Linked DNA regions of Mus musculus: region 1 is linked to region 2. The links are chromatin loops, found by intact Hi-C in ENCODE. Cell type or tissue: heart. All regions are shown on one strand. Region 1 holds the start of Gm8098 (predicted gene 8098). Region 2 has its middle 54 kb from the start of Gm40820.

Evidence for each region. A loop is a pair of places that touch in the nucleus more often than their neighbours do. Peaks named below come from ENCODE experiments on the same cell type or tissue, not always from the same donor. Only the 100,000 strongest peaks of a DNase experiment are listed, where the experiment ranks them.
Region 1: a loop joins it to region 2, with 6 times the contacts of the local background. A loop is called at or near these places in 7 of 42 quality-filtered maps.

Annotation. Positions count from the first base shown.
Region 1 is chr11:30,264,671-30,272,670 of GRCm38, reverse strand. Gm8098 (predicted gene 8098) reads right to left here and starts at 5,213. Exons shown (of 3, transcript NR_168037.1): 1 at 4,761-5,213. It also overlaps a transcript of Sptbn1 not described here. In heart, a CTCF peak has its summit at 5,724; DNase peaks (open chromatin) are centred at 4,280, 4,550, 5,070 and 5,590; H3K4me3 peaks cover 4,784 bases; H3K27ac peaks cover 3,322 bases.
Region 2 is chr11:30,364,978-30,372,977 of GRCm38, reverse strand. No RefSeq gene overlaps it. Among named protein-coding and RNA genes, the nearest start is that of Gm40820, 54 kb to the right of the region's middle. In heart, no CTCF peak of the experiment used is centred here; DNase peaks (open chromatin) are centred at 2,917, 3,267, 5,397 and 7,807.

The DNA.
Region 1 (8,000 bases), 100 kb after region 2:
AATGTGAACATGTTATTTAGGTTCTCTCCCTTAACCTTCCCAAGGATCATCTGCTTCATAGCATCCGTCCTCCATTTATCACAGCGTTTATCACTGTACATACAGCACATTTTCTTGACTCATTCCCTGGTGGGCTTTTGGGATGTCTCTAACTTTTGCCTATCATGAATAATACCACTTGCTCATAGGATCATAAGATCAGGTACAGTGTTTCCTTAAATACCTGCAGTAAGTGACTTTTTGGGAGCCTGCTAGATTTTTTTTTCCCCACAGGGGCTGCATTATTGTTTTTGTTTCTATCATCGATTTCTCAGTTTCTCACCAATGTTTGTTATTTTCTTCTTGTTTGTTTTAATTATAGGTACCTTAATGCATATGAGGTAGTTTCTCTTGTTTTTAATTGTCATTTAAGTTGAGCATATTCTCAGGAGCTTGTTGGACACTTAGGTATCATTGGTGAATGATATATTCAGGTCCTTTGCCCATTTTGAGTTTGGATTTTGTTACTTTAAAGAGTTCTAAGGTTTTTGCCCGGTGGTAGTGGCACATGCCTATAATCCCAGCACTCTGAAGGCAGAGGCAGGATGATCTCTATGGGATCAAGGAAATTCTGGTCTATAGCACAAATTCCAGGACATCCAAGGCTACACAGAGAAACCTGTCTCTAAAAACAAAAGACAAACAAAAAAGGGAGTAGGGGAGGCGGAGAAAGAAAGAAAAGAAAAAAGAATAAGAAAAAGGAGTTCTAAATATTATTTATGTTTATATTACCATATCACATAATAATATTTTTACCCTCTAGAATAGAAAATGAAGGAAAGGATGACTTAAACAAACAAACAAACAAACTGCCCACTGCTCTCTTTTAGAACATATATTCTTCTAGGAATATATTTACCGAATTAATCAAAGAATAAATTACTTTATGTCAGAAATTGTGCATTTAGTGCCAAAAAGTATTCATTCATGATAGTTGGTTGGATATATGTCTTTACAGTTTTTTTCTGTTCAATATAAAACTAAAAATTTTTTGAGACATGGTTTCATGTAGCTCAGGCTGGCCTCAAACTTGGTAAGTAGCAGAGAAGACCCTGCCTCCGAGTCCCATGTGCTGGAATACATGCTTACACTACCACACTTGACTGAAACATTCTGATAAGAAAACTTCCCACTCTTGATAGGGGTCAAAAAGAGAGCATGATTAAGAATAAAAATTATGAAAAAAAAGGATAAAAATTACAGAAATTCATTCAGGTTTAAAAACATGTTTTGATTTTAAAGTTTAAGGCTATGGTCAGTATAATAAACAATAGGATCTACTTGGGCTAATATATAACAAAGAGAAGACTAGGGTATCATTCGTTCTTTTCCAAACCAAACAGGTGGTAGTAGACAGACTTCTTGTTCACACAGATCTGGCTTCAGGTGTAGTCCTATGACTTACTTTGGCATAAAATGGGGAGAAAGAGACCAAGTGTCATTTGCTAGTTGCTGATACCTAACCCTCTATCACAGGCTTCCCTCACCAGGGAGTGGAACCACTCATTGACATGGAGGTACCCTAACATTAACATACCCTGGAATGCTGAGCTGGTACGGTGAAGATAGCTTCCCCAGAAAGCCTCTTCAATCCAGAGCTGACTTTACAAAGCAAAACATTAACCTTTGTTGAATTAGGGACCTGTTATGTTATGCTAAGATTTGGGAATTTTGTATTATAGCATCATAACACAGATGACAGTTACTGATACATGTTAGGAACATTTCCCTCCATATTTTAAATGGAAAGTTAAAATGACAAATTATATCTGCGAAACTTTTGTGATTTTGAGTGTCTCCCATCCTTGCTAAATATCGAACTTCGATACTGACCTAAATACTGACCTCACAACATTTTCATAACAAAGTATTTCTAATGGGCATCATGGTGCATGCCTTGGAAGCCCATCACTCAAGAGGCTGATATGGGTACATTGGCGTGAGTTTAAGATGAGCCTTGTAATAAAGTGAAATCTTGTCTCAAAAAAGCAAAAAGAACCCCTACATTGTTTCTCTGGAAGACAAAGTCTAATATAATTATAGGTTTCTGGTTTTTCTTAATGGAAAATAGTATGTTACTGACATGATAATGATAAATTCTGGGTTCCTTTAAATCAACCTTGATTCTAAAGTAAAGATCAACTTCTACAGAACTGCTTCTGAGATATTTGAAGATAATTCTGAGTTGTCACCGTCACTAAGTTTAAATTTTTGTTCTAAATATTTGCCTTTTAAAGAGATATCTTTCAGGGCTGGAGAGATGGCTCAGTGGTTAAGACCACTGACTGTTCTTCCAGAGGTCCTGAGTTCAATTCCCAGCAACAACATAGTGGCTCACAACCATCTGTAAAGGGATCTGATACCCTCTTCTGATGTGTCTAAAGACAGCTACGGTGTACTCGTCATATATATCTATCTATCTATCTATCTATCTATCTATCTATCTCTCTCTCTCTCTCTCTCTCTCTCTCTCTATATATATATATATATATATATATATATATAAAGTAAAATTTTAAAAAAACATCTGCAATAATTATATTTTAAAAAGAGATATCTTTCAAATAATATCTCTAGGTTTAGAACTGGTCTTTTCTGGGTGATTTTTATTTTCTATCAAAAGATAGAAGTGGTGAGGTATTTATGGTAAACCTCTGAATCTTTGACTTTCACATCTTTTTTGGACTAATTACCAGTTGGGGGAGTTCCTTTTTGAAGAAAAAAAAATAAGACTTAAGTGGGAGTGGAATGGGGGAGATGAGTCAGCCATCAAAGGAAGATTTAAGTACCTGCTATCTGTGATGAAGGAAGCATTGAGGTGTTACCATTTCACAATAGCTTTGGAAGAATTTAAAGTGAGGCATTCCCCAGCATTGATGTGGTTTAGATTGGTGATCTATTAACAGTGTGGCTAGGTTGATACCAGAGACATACTCCACTGACCCTCGAAAGGGAAGCAACTTTCATTTCTAGTGGGTTTTCTTCATTACTGGGTAGCAGTTCCCATGTAGATTTTGTTTGATTTAGGTCAACAAATACTTTTAGTACCTCTTAACTGAACAACACATTCAAAAGAACAAAGAATCCTACCCTTGAAAGAATTGACCTTCTGGCTCTGTTATGAACCTTCTGAGGAAAATGTTAAATTACTTGCCTTCCTCAACTTTTTCCATATAATCAAAAGCAAACTGATAGTAAAGCTCTAAAACAAATAATCGTCTTCAACGTACTATGACAATTTTTTGTTTTATTTTAGTACTAAAATATGCTTCCATCAGCCCAGGTTGCTTTTTAAGCAGGTGGGCAGATCTCCAGGGAACACTGCCTTTTAAGTCAAGGACCATATTCCCTTGAAAAGCCCACAGTTGGGGATCTTACAGAAATGGGAGGAAATCAGTTTCTCCAGACCGTGTTCTCCAAAGAGCATTTCTATTCCTAGAATGATGATTCACCATCCTTTCCCTCCCATTAGTGCAGTTTCAGGACTTCTACACAGCCTGGGAGCTGACAAGATAGCCAGTGGGCTGCTTTGTGGGGGGCAATTAACATAAATTCAAGAAAATGTCCATTGTCAGAAAATGGAGGTGGTAGAACTCCAGCGTTCACGTCATCTCAAGGATCCTCTATAATAACCGGGAGTCCAGGGCAAAGCACCTGGCCTCTGGTTAAAGTTGAGTCTGTGCTTAGCCATGAGGCAAGAATTGGATAAACCACTTGTAGGCTGTTCCCAGCTACCCTCGAGGGGAAAGGTAAAATAGCATTCACATGGAGGAATCCATTAACCGTTTGAAGAAACACATATGACTGGCTCCAACGCCCAAAGCTTCTCTCATAGAGGTCAGCGTCATCGGTCTTCAAGCTGGACATCATCACTGAGCTCCAACCAAGCAAACAAACGACTCACCCTAACCTCCCGGTGCAACTCCTTTTCTAAAGGCGAACGTCGCAGGGAAGAAGAGGCTGCACAAGTAACCGAGAAAATTAGCCTGTCTTTTTCAATGGCGATAATCGAATTAGCCTCAAATTAAACGAGTAATTGGTCCTTACTGGATGCAAGGATAAAAGCCCCCATTGTCCTTTTGCTCTCGCAGCAGCGGTTCCAGCGGTACCCACCCCGCCCAGGCCAGACCCTGGCGCAGGGTGCGTGGCCCGGGGCTTAGGAAGCGCCAGAGCTCCGGAGAGCGTGCACGCGCTCGCTGTTCCCCGCCGCATCCGAACCATCTCTGGGTGGGCGGCTGCCGGGCTGTAGGGCTGCGCGCAGGACGGAGGGCGCGCGACAGGGAGAAGCCGCGGAGGCTTGAGTGCTGCGGGAGGCGTGTGCGCGCTCCCGCGACCGAGCCTCCCCGCGCCCGCGCCCCTCTCCCCGCCCCGCCCCTCCCCGCGCCCCCGCCCCCGCCCGCGCGTTTTCTCCTCCCTCCTCCCCGCCCCGCGCCCGCCCAGCCCCCGGAATCTGTGCAGCTGTCGCCGTCCAGGCTGCAGATTCCTCCAGTCCCTCCCCCGGCCGCCTCTCTGCCCGGAGCGAGCGCGCAGCCCAGCGCAGCAGCGCCTACTGGTCCCGTCCTGTGAGCCCCGGCCCCAGCCGCCGACAGCCCTGCGAAGTCGCCTCCCAGGCCTACCGGCCCGGCCGCCGAGGAGCGGGAGGAGGACGGGACCCCGGCCCCCACCCCCCACCCCACCTCCGGAGGTAGGTCAAGGGCCGAGGCAGGAGGATGCCAACTCACCCGGGGCTGCCTGCGGGAGAGCGGAGGAGGGGCGCGGGCCGGGGCGCATGACGCTGCTGCTGCCCTGCACCCCGGAGGCCGTGGGGGCGGGGAGCCGGCCCTCCGGACGCGGCGGGTTTCGCAGTGAGGTCGCTTGCCCCCCCGGACGCACTCGGTCCTGTCAAGGGGGTGCGTGCCGAATCGGGGGTCTCCCGGGGCCTCTTCCAGGCTCTGCGAGTAACGGTGTGGGGCTGCGGGCAGGCGTGGTCCGTGCTGCTCTGCAGCAGCCCCGCCGCCCCCGCCTCGCCCAGTTCCGCGCCCGCGCAGGGCTGGGGGAGCCGCCCTGGGGTGCGGCGCCCGCCCTAACGTCCTGCCACTGGGTCTTCAACAGGTTCGTGCGGGCTCAAGGACCCTCGGGCCCTGCCTAGGGAAGGTGGGCTAGGTGCCCTCTGGTCACCGGCTCACCGTAGCCTCTCCGAGGGAGCCTTCCCTTTGTTTTGGTGACAGGAGAGGTGCCAGGTGGTACCATCTAATGAGGGGAGGCTGTACGGAAAGCATTGCCCTTTATTTTTGCAGTCAAGCCGGGGCACTTAGTGAGGAAAGGGATGTGTGGGAGTGCTTCAGCAGAAGAGAAGATGGATTCGATGCGGGCTTTTGGGGCGGGGATGTGTGTTGTTGGCAAGATGGATGGCTTACGGTGCCCTCGCCGTGATGCAGCACAATGCAGCAGTATCGCAGTCTCCGGGCTTCTCGCCGACGGGGCTTGGCACAGCTACTCGGCGCCTGCGGCCCCCGCCCGGCCCCACCCAGGCCCAGGACAGCGCTTTGTTGGCGCCCAGAGCTGCTAATACCTTGCGGTGCTGCTGTGGAGAGACGTAGTGTCAGAGTGTTGTAGAGTCGGGAGGAGCAGGTCACCTAGGTATGCGAGGGGCAGCCTTTGGGGCAGCCTTCGCTTTGGGGGTGACCTCTCCGGCCCCTCCTGGTGGGTGTGGGCACCCAGGCGCACCCTGCAGCAGTGATGCAGGCAAAATCTGCTGGCCTGCTGCTGCAGAAGGAGCCTGATGCTAAGGAGGGACAGCACAGGAGGGAGGGGCTGCAGAAGAACACCCCAGGCTGTGTGGTGCATTTGGTGTGGAGTTGCCGATTTTCTGTGCATCGCCCATAAACCATAGCCACAAACCAGATGGACATTGATTCCATTATTTGTGGAAAGTTAGTGCTTATTAATTAGATGGTCATAGTCATGATGTTGTAGTTATTTCTCTTCCTTTCATTATTTCTGAGAAAATGGATTTTTCCTTTAGGAAACCATCTTTGAAATGAAATGATTTTTCATTTTAGATCATATGCTCCTGAAAACGTTTACTAAATTTTGGATTCAGCTGGTTGTTTTAAAAGAAATTTGTATGAGACTCTTTTAACCTGGTTTTTAATATGATTTTTCTGCAAGCAAGCACAGTTATTTATTTGGATTCTCTATTAAGCATTTTTTGATAAGTGTCATGATTGATAGTGAATTGGTTTTCTCCAGAATCAGACTTATAGGTTCAGGTACTCAGGTGAAGCCTCCAGACATGACTAATGGGGTTACTGGCTTCGTTTATGGCTGCTTATATGTATTTTTGTGTATATATATTGTATAGATAGATGTGGCTGGGGAGGAGGGTTGAGGCCTCTACTGTTGAGATGGTTCTGAAGACCATTTAAGTGTCTTCACAGGAAAATGCCCCGTTAAGCTGCCAGTTCTGTACTTTATTTATGAGGTATGAGGTGGCATATGGGATAGATTTCAAATGTCAATTCAAGCTTTCTTAAAATGTACATGTGAGAGACAGACTTCAGTATACTAACTGGAAGGAAAGGTCAGCTCTCCAAAGCCAGGGGTGAGCCTGCTTTTGTTTTTTGTTTGTAATATCCGGTGAATCTGTTAGTACAGAATAGAACAGCCTGTAACTGTGGGGTGTGTAGTGTCTGTATATGTGTGGAATGTCTGTGATGTGTGTGGAGTGTTATGTAGTGACTATGTGTGGTCTATGTACAGTGTATCTGTGGTGTATGGAGTGTGTGGGGAATGGCTATTGAGTGGAATATGTCTGGTATGTGTATGTGGTATATGTGGGGAGGGGAGTGTTTGTGTGTGCCTGTGGTATGTCTATAGTGTTTGGTATCTGGTATGTGTATGTGGTATGTGTGGTATAGTATATATGTGTAGTATGTTTGTATGTGTGATGCGTGTCTGTGGTGTGTCTGTAGTATGTGGTGTCTGGTATGTGTGTGTGGTATGTATGTGGTGTATAGTGTGTGTGGTATGTATGTGTGTGGTATGTGATGTGTATGTGGTGTATGTATGTGGTTTATGTCTGTAGTGTGTGGTATCTGCTATGTGTATGTGGTGTGTGTGGTGTGTAGTGTATGTGTATAGTATGTATGTGTGTGTGGTATATGTGTGTATGATGTATCTATAATGGATGTGCCTGTGGTGTGTCTGTAGTGTGGTGTGTGTGTGTGTGATATGTCTGTAGTATGTGTTATGTGTGTGTGCCTGTAGTGTATCTGTAGTGTGTGGTATGTGTGTATGTTGTGTGTGGTTTTGTGTGTTGTATATATGTGTGGTGTGTGTGGTATGTGGTGTGTGTGTGTATGTGTACATTATTTGGGCTGTTCAAAGATGGGACTTTGTGGATTTGAACTTCACAGCTGTGTTGGCAATCTGCGTAAAGATTTTTTATTTTATTTTTTTTTAGTGTTTCATGCATGGATTATGCAGACATTTTAGATTTACTATGCTGTAAAAAAAAAACCTGCTGATGTCACAGGAGGTTTAGCTGTTCTAACTTACATACCAGCTGAAGAACTCTGTTGGGTTAAGCACCTGGTATCACCACAGTGACCAAAACTTTAATCTGCCATAATGGAAAGTTCTGGGCAGCAAAAGCAGTGTCCTGGGTCATCTTACATTGGTGAAGAGCCCGGGGAGAGGTCTATCAGTGATGTAGGAATGGGAGCATCCTTAGCAGAGACCTGCAATTTATTTAGACAATTTGATTTTTTTTTTGTCTTCATGTATGAAAGTGTAATGGTCCATGTGGAGGTACTATTTTGAGACAGAAGGATTTTACTACAAAAAAAAATTTTTTTTGTTTTTGTTTTTTTTTTTTTTGTTTGTTTGTTAAACATGAGGGGCAATTGCTGTTGAGTGTTCTGTTGTTAAAGTAATTGAAAGCTTTTCATCTTAAGATCCTCATTTTCACTTAGTTGTTT
Region 2 (8,000 bases):
ACTTAATTTCTAGTAATAGCTGCCAGGTTTATGACAGACTCAGAATAAAATGTAAAATTTTAACAATTGGCTTTTGCAAGCTGTACAGCGTGGCTCCAGAACACTGCATTGCAAGATGCTATGCATGCCTCTTTTCCAAGAGTCCTCTTTGGTTTTGACACATCTGAAAAGAAGGCCTCTCAGTCGATGAGTTGTCTGGATGGGATTTGGCCTATGGGCATGTCTGTGAGGCATTATTTTGTTTTTTGTTTTGTTGTTCTTGTTGTTTTGTTTTTATTGATAGATTAGAAGGGCTCAGCCCATTGAGGGTCAATGACATCTGTGGGCAGGCACAGGCTGCATGAGAAAAGTAAACTGAACATGAGCCTGGAAGTGGGCCAGTGAACAGTGGTCCTCCTATCTTCCACTAAGGGTTTTCAGTGATGAGCCTCAGACGTTAATATGACAGTGAGACAAGGTGCCAAATTCCCCACAATGAATCACAATTGAGCCTGAATTTTATAGCATCTGATTCCAGGCTCAATTTTTCCCCCTGCATCTCACTCCTACCTAGTATCTGTCTATTGAGTGCATGCATCCAAGGCTCCACATTTCAGCTGGTAATTTCTCCTTTTGACTACCCAAGAGACCTCTAAGATATTTATATCTAAAATCATTTGTCACAAAAGTAAGAACTCAGAAAGCTCCTGGGAATTGTCTTCTCATAGCCCAGAATAGTGCTTTATCCCCTCTCTTCCAGGGCATGAGTTGGAACTATGTATTATACACACAGAAACACACACACAAACACACACTGTTACACCTGTGCCTTATTTGGCACTCTGTTCAGACATGTACTGCCATGGAAACCTGCACACAGAATACATAACTAGCTCTCCTCTTTTCTTGGCAGATATTTTCAAATCAGTGCATCTTCACAACATTGTTTTTAGCCTTCTGTTTCCTTGACTACAGATTGAGAGTGATGAGAAGTCCCTGGGTGCCGTTGAGTAGATCAGTCTTACTGGTCTTGGAGGATGAATGACTATATTTTATCACTAAGTCAGACCATGGTACTCATTCTATCATTTACCTTTTGCATTAGAACCTCAGAATATGTTTGCATAAACCACCACCGGACCCAAGAGTTGAACCTCATGATCCATATTTACTGAATGACCCTAGTTCTCTGCTTTCAAGAACTGTTTCCCCAGCCCTCTCTGCTCGGACCCTCCCTCAGCAACCTGTGTTCAGGTCTGTGATATCTCCAACCTCTACACCTCTGTTCGTGCTGGTTCCAGTGAGGTTCTAATTCTTCGTTAGCTCTGAAAATGACTTTTCCACTTACCATGCAGAGGCTCCTTTCTTAACACCAGCACTATCATTTGCTGAGGTTTAAGTTGACAAACTGCTCCAAATAGTTTACCTGTTTTCTCAAAGCTACCTAACACCTTAGAAAAGGGAAATCATTCTGATGAGAAATAAAGACTGAGAAATACTAAATAAACTGCCGAAAGGTGTGTACATAGCCAGTGAGGCACAGGGTTAAATCCTGTGCTGTCCACTACCTTCAGAGGTATTGCCAACCTTGACCTGATGCCCTTCTGCTTTCTCACCGTACAGAGCTCCGCCTGATTTAACAATTGGTTATACACCTATGGCTCCTCAGTGAATATTGCTATTTTCTGGATAACACCTTGCAGAAAGAAGCCAAGATGACTATTTACTGCCTCATTCTGAGTAGAGAAGCAGCTGCCACTTATTAGGCACTTGCTGTTTACCCCACCTAGATGGTTTTCATGTCATCTTTCTTAGAGCTCATTCACAGTAAATATAGGCTGCTGTTTTTATTAATATGAGGCTGATGCACAGAGAGGGTAAATGATTAAGTTCCTCCATATCAAGTAGTTGAATAGAACTTAGCAAACTTAATTTTATTTCAAAGCACAAATGAAAGACAAACAATATAATTTTCTTTTACTTTTAACCATTCCTCTAAATGTCAGTACCATTTATATATTCAATTCAACAATATATTCTAGATCATCATGTTGTCATCAATGTTTTACTAGATATTGACAACAGCCAAACTGAGCCAGTGTGATGGCTACTAATTAAAATTGTTAATAATGTCATCATTGTAAAATATACCTTAGAGAACAATCTTAATGAAGAAATAATTACAAAACAACTGACCAAACAGCTACTTTTATATTTAATTTCTGGTAGGGTCAGGATGACTTTAAACATTGTATTTCAGCACTATGGTTATTAATCTCAATTGTGAACCTGATCACATCTAGAATTGCCTCAGAAAGAGGCCTCTGGGAATGCTTATGGAGGATTATTTTGATTAGGTTGAGATGGGAAGACCTTCTCACTGTAGGAGGAACCATTCCCTGGATTAAGACCGAGTGAGGCCTCTTAGAGGGTAGTTATGCTAAGCTCCTATCTGCAAGCATAACAGAGTATCATTAATAGTGTCAGGGATTGGTTCTTGCTCATGGGATGGGACAAGGTCATTGGTTGGCCATACCCTCAGTCTCTGCTCTATCTTTGTCCCTGTGCTTGTTGTAGTCATGACATAATTTGAGTCAAGGGTTTTGTGGTGCCCTCATTTCTCCATTTGGGGTCCTGCCTGGCTACAGGAGGTGAACACTTCAGGTTCCATATCCCCAACTGCTTGGAGTTCCTGCCAGAGTCACCAACATAGATTCCCGGGAGCGCCCCCCATTCCAGGTCTCTGGCACACCCTAGAAATATCCGTCCCCTACTAGCCACTGATTTCCATTCATTCTTCTAGACCTCTCTCTTCCTCTCTGCTGATCCTGATCCCCCTTACCTTCCCTATTTCCTCTCCCAGCCAGTGCCCTCCCTCCCTCTGCCTCCAATGAACTGTTTTAACTGTATTCTCAGAGGCTCCACCCAGCAGCTGACTGAAACAGATGCAGAGACTCAAACATTAGACAGAACTCTGGGAGTCTTGTGGAAGAATTGAGGGACCAGAAGGGGATAGGAACTCCACAGGAAGACCAACAGTCAACTGGCCTGGACCCTTGGGAGTTCCCAGAGACTGAACTACCAAACAAAAAGCATTCATGGGCTGGACCTAAGCCACCCACTCATATGTATTATATGTGTGACTTAGTTTTCTTGTAGGTTGGTCAACAACTGGAGTAAGGGTTTATCCTAAAGCTGTTGCCTGACTGAGGATTCCACTCTCTTAACTGGGCTGCCTTGTCTGGTTTCAGTGGGAGAGGATGCAGCTTGTCTTACAGTGACTTGATGTGCCACAGTGCGATGATACCCAGGGGAGCCTCTCCCTTCTCAGAGGAGAAGGGGAAATAGGATGTGGGAGGAGCTGTATGTGTGGGGGGGGGGACCAGAAGGACTGGGACTTCAATCAGGATGTAAAGTGAATAAATAAACAAATTAATGGAAAAAAAAAAAGAACCTAGTGAACTGAGGATGTCGCCATCACACTCTGCTTCTTGACTGTGGATGATATACTTTGAACTGTGAACCAAAAGAAACCCTTTCTCCCCTAGGTTGGTTTTCTCGGAATATTTTTATAATATCAAAAAGAAAAGAAACTTTTCTATTACAAGCATCTTGTGTTTCCCACTTTCCTGTCCTGTTTATCTGTTTTCTCACTTAAAATGCTGTTTCCTCTCCTATACTGATTCAAATTTCACTAACTCTGATATGTCTCCCCTTCCCTTCTTTCTCCCTGTTACTAGGTAGCTACCTCCATACACATTAATAAGTATACAATTTCTGTGCAGAATTTATTTTCTTCTCCTCCCTATGCTCGCAAACAAACAACATGTAACTGGCTTCATTTAATTAGATCATGTGCTAATTTATGCCATTAGAATAGAGACAGAATTGATTTTCCCCATTCCTTGGTTGGAGTGGTTAGAAAGATGCCCACACATTCTATGATACTGTGCCCTGAAAAGAACAGAAAAATTATATTGACCTCCCCTTGTGTGAGAGCTAGATTTTCTTCTGATAATCAAATATGGAAGGAGTGGCCACATATGACTTCTGAGACTGGGTCATAAAGGCTAGAAAAATCAACTTTCCCAAACCCCAAACTGACTAACTAGCGTGTTGTAAGAACACTAGCTTCAATGGAGAGGACCATGTGGCAAAGATCTGAAGTGACAAAGCATAGTCATGTGTGTGATCAAACCTAGCAACCACATCCAGTCCTTCAAAGTGACTGTATCCAGGCAAACCTTGATTTCACTCTCATGGGAAATCCAAAGTCAGAACTAAGCTATCCTGCTTAGTTCCTGACTCAGAAAGCCGTAGTTCACATTACTTCAATATTTACTGTTTCTAGTGCATCGTTCGATTATCTGTGATTAACTAATACACAGGCTAAGATATAAAATAATACATGCAATATGTCATACGAGTTCGTTTTTCCTATTTTTAATCCTTGAAATAGATAGTGATACAACTCAAGGGGAGGACCTAATATCTCCCAGTTGTTTGGCCCTAAGACCCCAGCAAGCCATTCCCTGTCCTCTTGGACTGGCTTGTTGCAGCAGACCATACTTCCTCTCTAAAACTTAGCCTCCTTTTACCTCCTAATGCATTTGGTGTTCTTTACTATACATAATCATTTGAAGAAGAGTCCTTTTTAAAACTCTAGTCTTTGAGTTGCTTTCTTGTCTTATATAGAATTCAGATTAGTGAGCACAGTACCCTGGCAGTACGTAGCAGCATGCCTCAGTCTGTGCTTACATTTACTCTTGAACTAGATACTGTTGTTATTCTGAGTTTTCTGACTCTGAGTTATAAGGATGCTAAGTTGCTTCAGACCCAGAAAAGGCCAAGCAGCTTCATGTTTTGATACTCTTAGCCACTCTGCTATGCTCCCTCAGACATTCCCACACAATGCTCCAAAACTGTTCAGGATGCCACTGTTGGTTAATTAATGTTTCTGCATGAGCAAGTGAATGAACAATCAGGCGGGAAAATGTCATAAAAGTTCACAGTTAATGATAAAAGAAAACTCTGTGTTCCTAAATATCTTTGGCCTCATACAAGTGGCCCTGTATAGTTGTGTGTTTCTGAACTTTACGGTGTCAGTGCCTACAGCACATAAAGGGCCTCTTTCAGTGGATGAAAGTCATGCTAAGAGAATGCTAAAACTTCTTCCTTACATCTGCACTTTTAGATCAGGAGCCTCAAGTGCTTTGGAAGATCAAACACATTCAGGTCTCTTTCGAGTAGGCAGCTCATTAAGGAAATATGGAGCCCAGCAGCACCTTTCAAGCAGTACTGATGGGTGCTGGAGTCACTAGAAACCTGTATCCATTCCCAGAGGCCTGCCTGGAGAACCTCAGCATGGTGACAAAGGCTGAATTGTTCCCCCAGAACAACGAGCCATGCAAGCAGAGAGTGGCTGCCTGTGTACCCAGGGAAAAGGCCTGAAATGAGTCCCTGGCACAGACACAACAGGTCAGCCTTGAAAAAGATGGGGACAGAGCTCACTGCCAAAGAACTAGTCTCAGCTGGCTTGTTCTTAAGTTCAAAGTATCATATTCAAACTAAAACCAGCTAAATTTCCAAGTTATACAGCCAAGTGTACTCTGGGATAAAGCGGAGCTCTTAGGGAAAGCAAAGGGCTTCCCTTTTAATTTTCTTGGAACTGGCTTTAGCCTCAAGCCACCACCATCCTGTTTCCACATAAGGTTCACCCTCATGATTCCAGTTCTCCCAAGGGAAGTTTATGTTTTCCTTACTATAGAGCTTTGGGAAAACTGGTGATTACAACCAGAGCAAGACATGTTGGCCATTCTTGCCTTCCTATATCAATTGTGCATTTACCATGTGCATTTATTAATTTACTTTGCTGGTTTGTTCTCTCTCTCTGTCTCTGTCTCTGTCTCTCTCTCTCTGTCTCTCTCTCTCTGTGTCTCTCTTTCTGTCTCTCTCTGTCTCTGTCTCTCTGTCTCTGTCTCTCTGTCTCTGTCTCTGTCTCTCTGTGCGTGTGTGTGTGTGTGTGTGTGTGTGCAAAAAAAAAAAAAGAGAGATCAAAAGACAACTTTATAGAATCAGGCCTCTCCTTCCATCTGCATGTGGGTTCTGGAGATTGAGCTCAGATCGTCAGGCTTGTGCATCAAGTGCTTTAACCTGCTGAGCCTTCTTGTCAACCCTATTTTATTAATTTTATTTTTTATTCCTTTTGTGGGAGAGGGGTCTTGTGTTTAAGTATGCCATGGTGCACATGCAGAGATCAGAGGACAATTTCAAGAACCTGGTCTCCTTCCAACATGTGGGTCCAAGAGATCAAACTGAAGGCATTGGCGTTAGCAGTGAATGCCTTAACTCATGAGCCACCTCATTAATTTTTAACATTAGAGTCCATTAAGGTGAGGACTGTGGCCATTTAAGTGTTTTGTTTTTCTATTTTCTGTTACACAGAAATCAAATATTATGTTTGGAAACTTTAATAACCTAGAAATCTCTGCTCCAAAATAACAACTATTGTTCCCATAAACAAAAGCCTTACTACTCAGGGGAAAGGCCAGTATGTCCTTGTAGTAGAATATTAATAGAAAACACACACATACACACACACCACGACATGTGGTTTTTATCAATTTTAATATTGCTTAAAATATTGTTTAAATAAAACTATGTTTTATTCATATTTGTTTTTATTTTCTACAACAGAGGGTTGAAGTTGGGGTCTTCCTCATGCTAGGCAAAATTTTATTACTGATTTAAATCCCCCCACCCTGTCATTGTTCATGTAAAATAAAAAAGTGGTTTCTAACTAATAGTCCCTTTCCACCCTAGGGACATATGTCAATATCTAAAAACATCTTTCTTTATCATATCCTACTGTTAGGTGGCTGATAAGGGACAGAATGCTACTAAATTCTTCCTTCAGTGGAAAGGAGAGCCCAGCAAACAAGTAATTCTCTGGTCCAAAACATTGGTAATGCCCTTGATAAGCATAGGCACTACAATACAGATGTACTGTATTACAGTGCATAGAAACTATATTACAGTAACAAACATTCACCTCAAAGTCCTGCTCACAGCTAGGAAAGAGATTAAGGCTTGTATACAACACATCACGCATAGGGCTGAGATTAGCCAGAGCAAGTGTCTACATGCCCATTTTTCCTACATGTGCAATGTATTTAGTAAAAGATATGAGGTGGAACAGAATAAAATCCTGATTCTTTCTTTTTAATTTACTTCATAAATATTTGTTACCAGGCCTTTAAGATAAATGAGCCATGTATGGTGGTGGTATACAACTTTAACCCAGCACTCAGGAGACAGAAGCAGGTGGATTTCTTTGAGTTTGAGACATGTCTACATAGTGAGTTCCACAGAGGTACACAGGGAGACTCTGTCTCAAAAAAAACCAAAAAACCAAAACAAACAAACAAACAAAAACAAAAGAAAATGACAGAAGTAAATGGTTCTTCAAACATGAGTGCTTGTCTTAGTCAGAAAGAAAAGTGACTGGGCTATTTCTAGTCAATAGTTTGGCCAGGAAATGTCTTTGGAGCACTAAAAGGAGACAAGAATAAAACTGAAATGTCTGTACACCTTACAAAGTAAATATGCATATCATTAATTCTCTATGAGAAAGCCTGGACTTCAACACCAGTTCAAAGGTCTATAAAGAGACTTAGTGAGGAAGGATCTAGACAGGTCACACGAGTCTTGGGAGCTTCTTCTACTTCATCTTTAAGCTTTCTGACTGATCCCTACCCTAATGATCTGCCTCAGAACAGGAGGTCCTCCTGGACTTCCTGCTGCAGCAAGAATAGCCAGAAGGAAGGACGTGAGTGCATGATCTCTGGGGACTGAATTTGGCTTTTCAACTTGGAATAGATTCACTGGGAATGGTTCTGATCTGTCCCTCCCTACTCAGTCATGAATCCACCAATGTTTAATTCCTTCATGCGTGGGGGAGGGTATGGGGGACTTTTGGGATACCATTGGAAATGTAATTGAGGAAAATACGTAATAAAAAA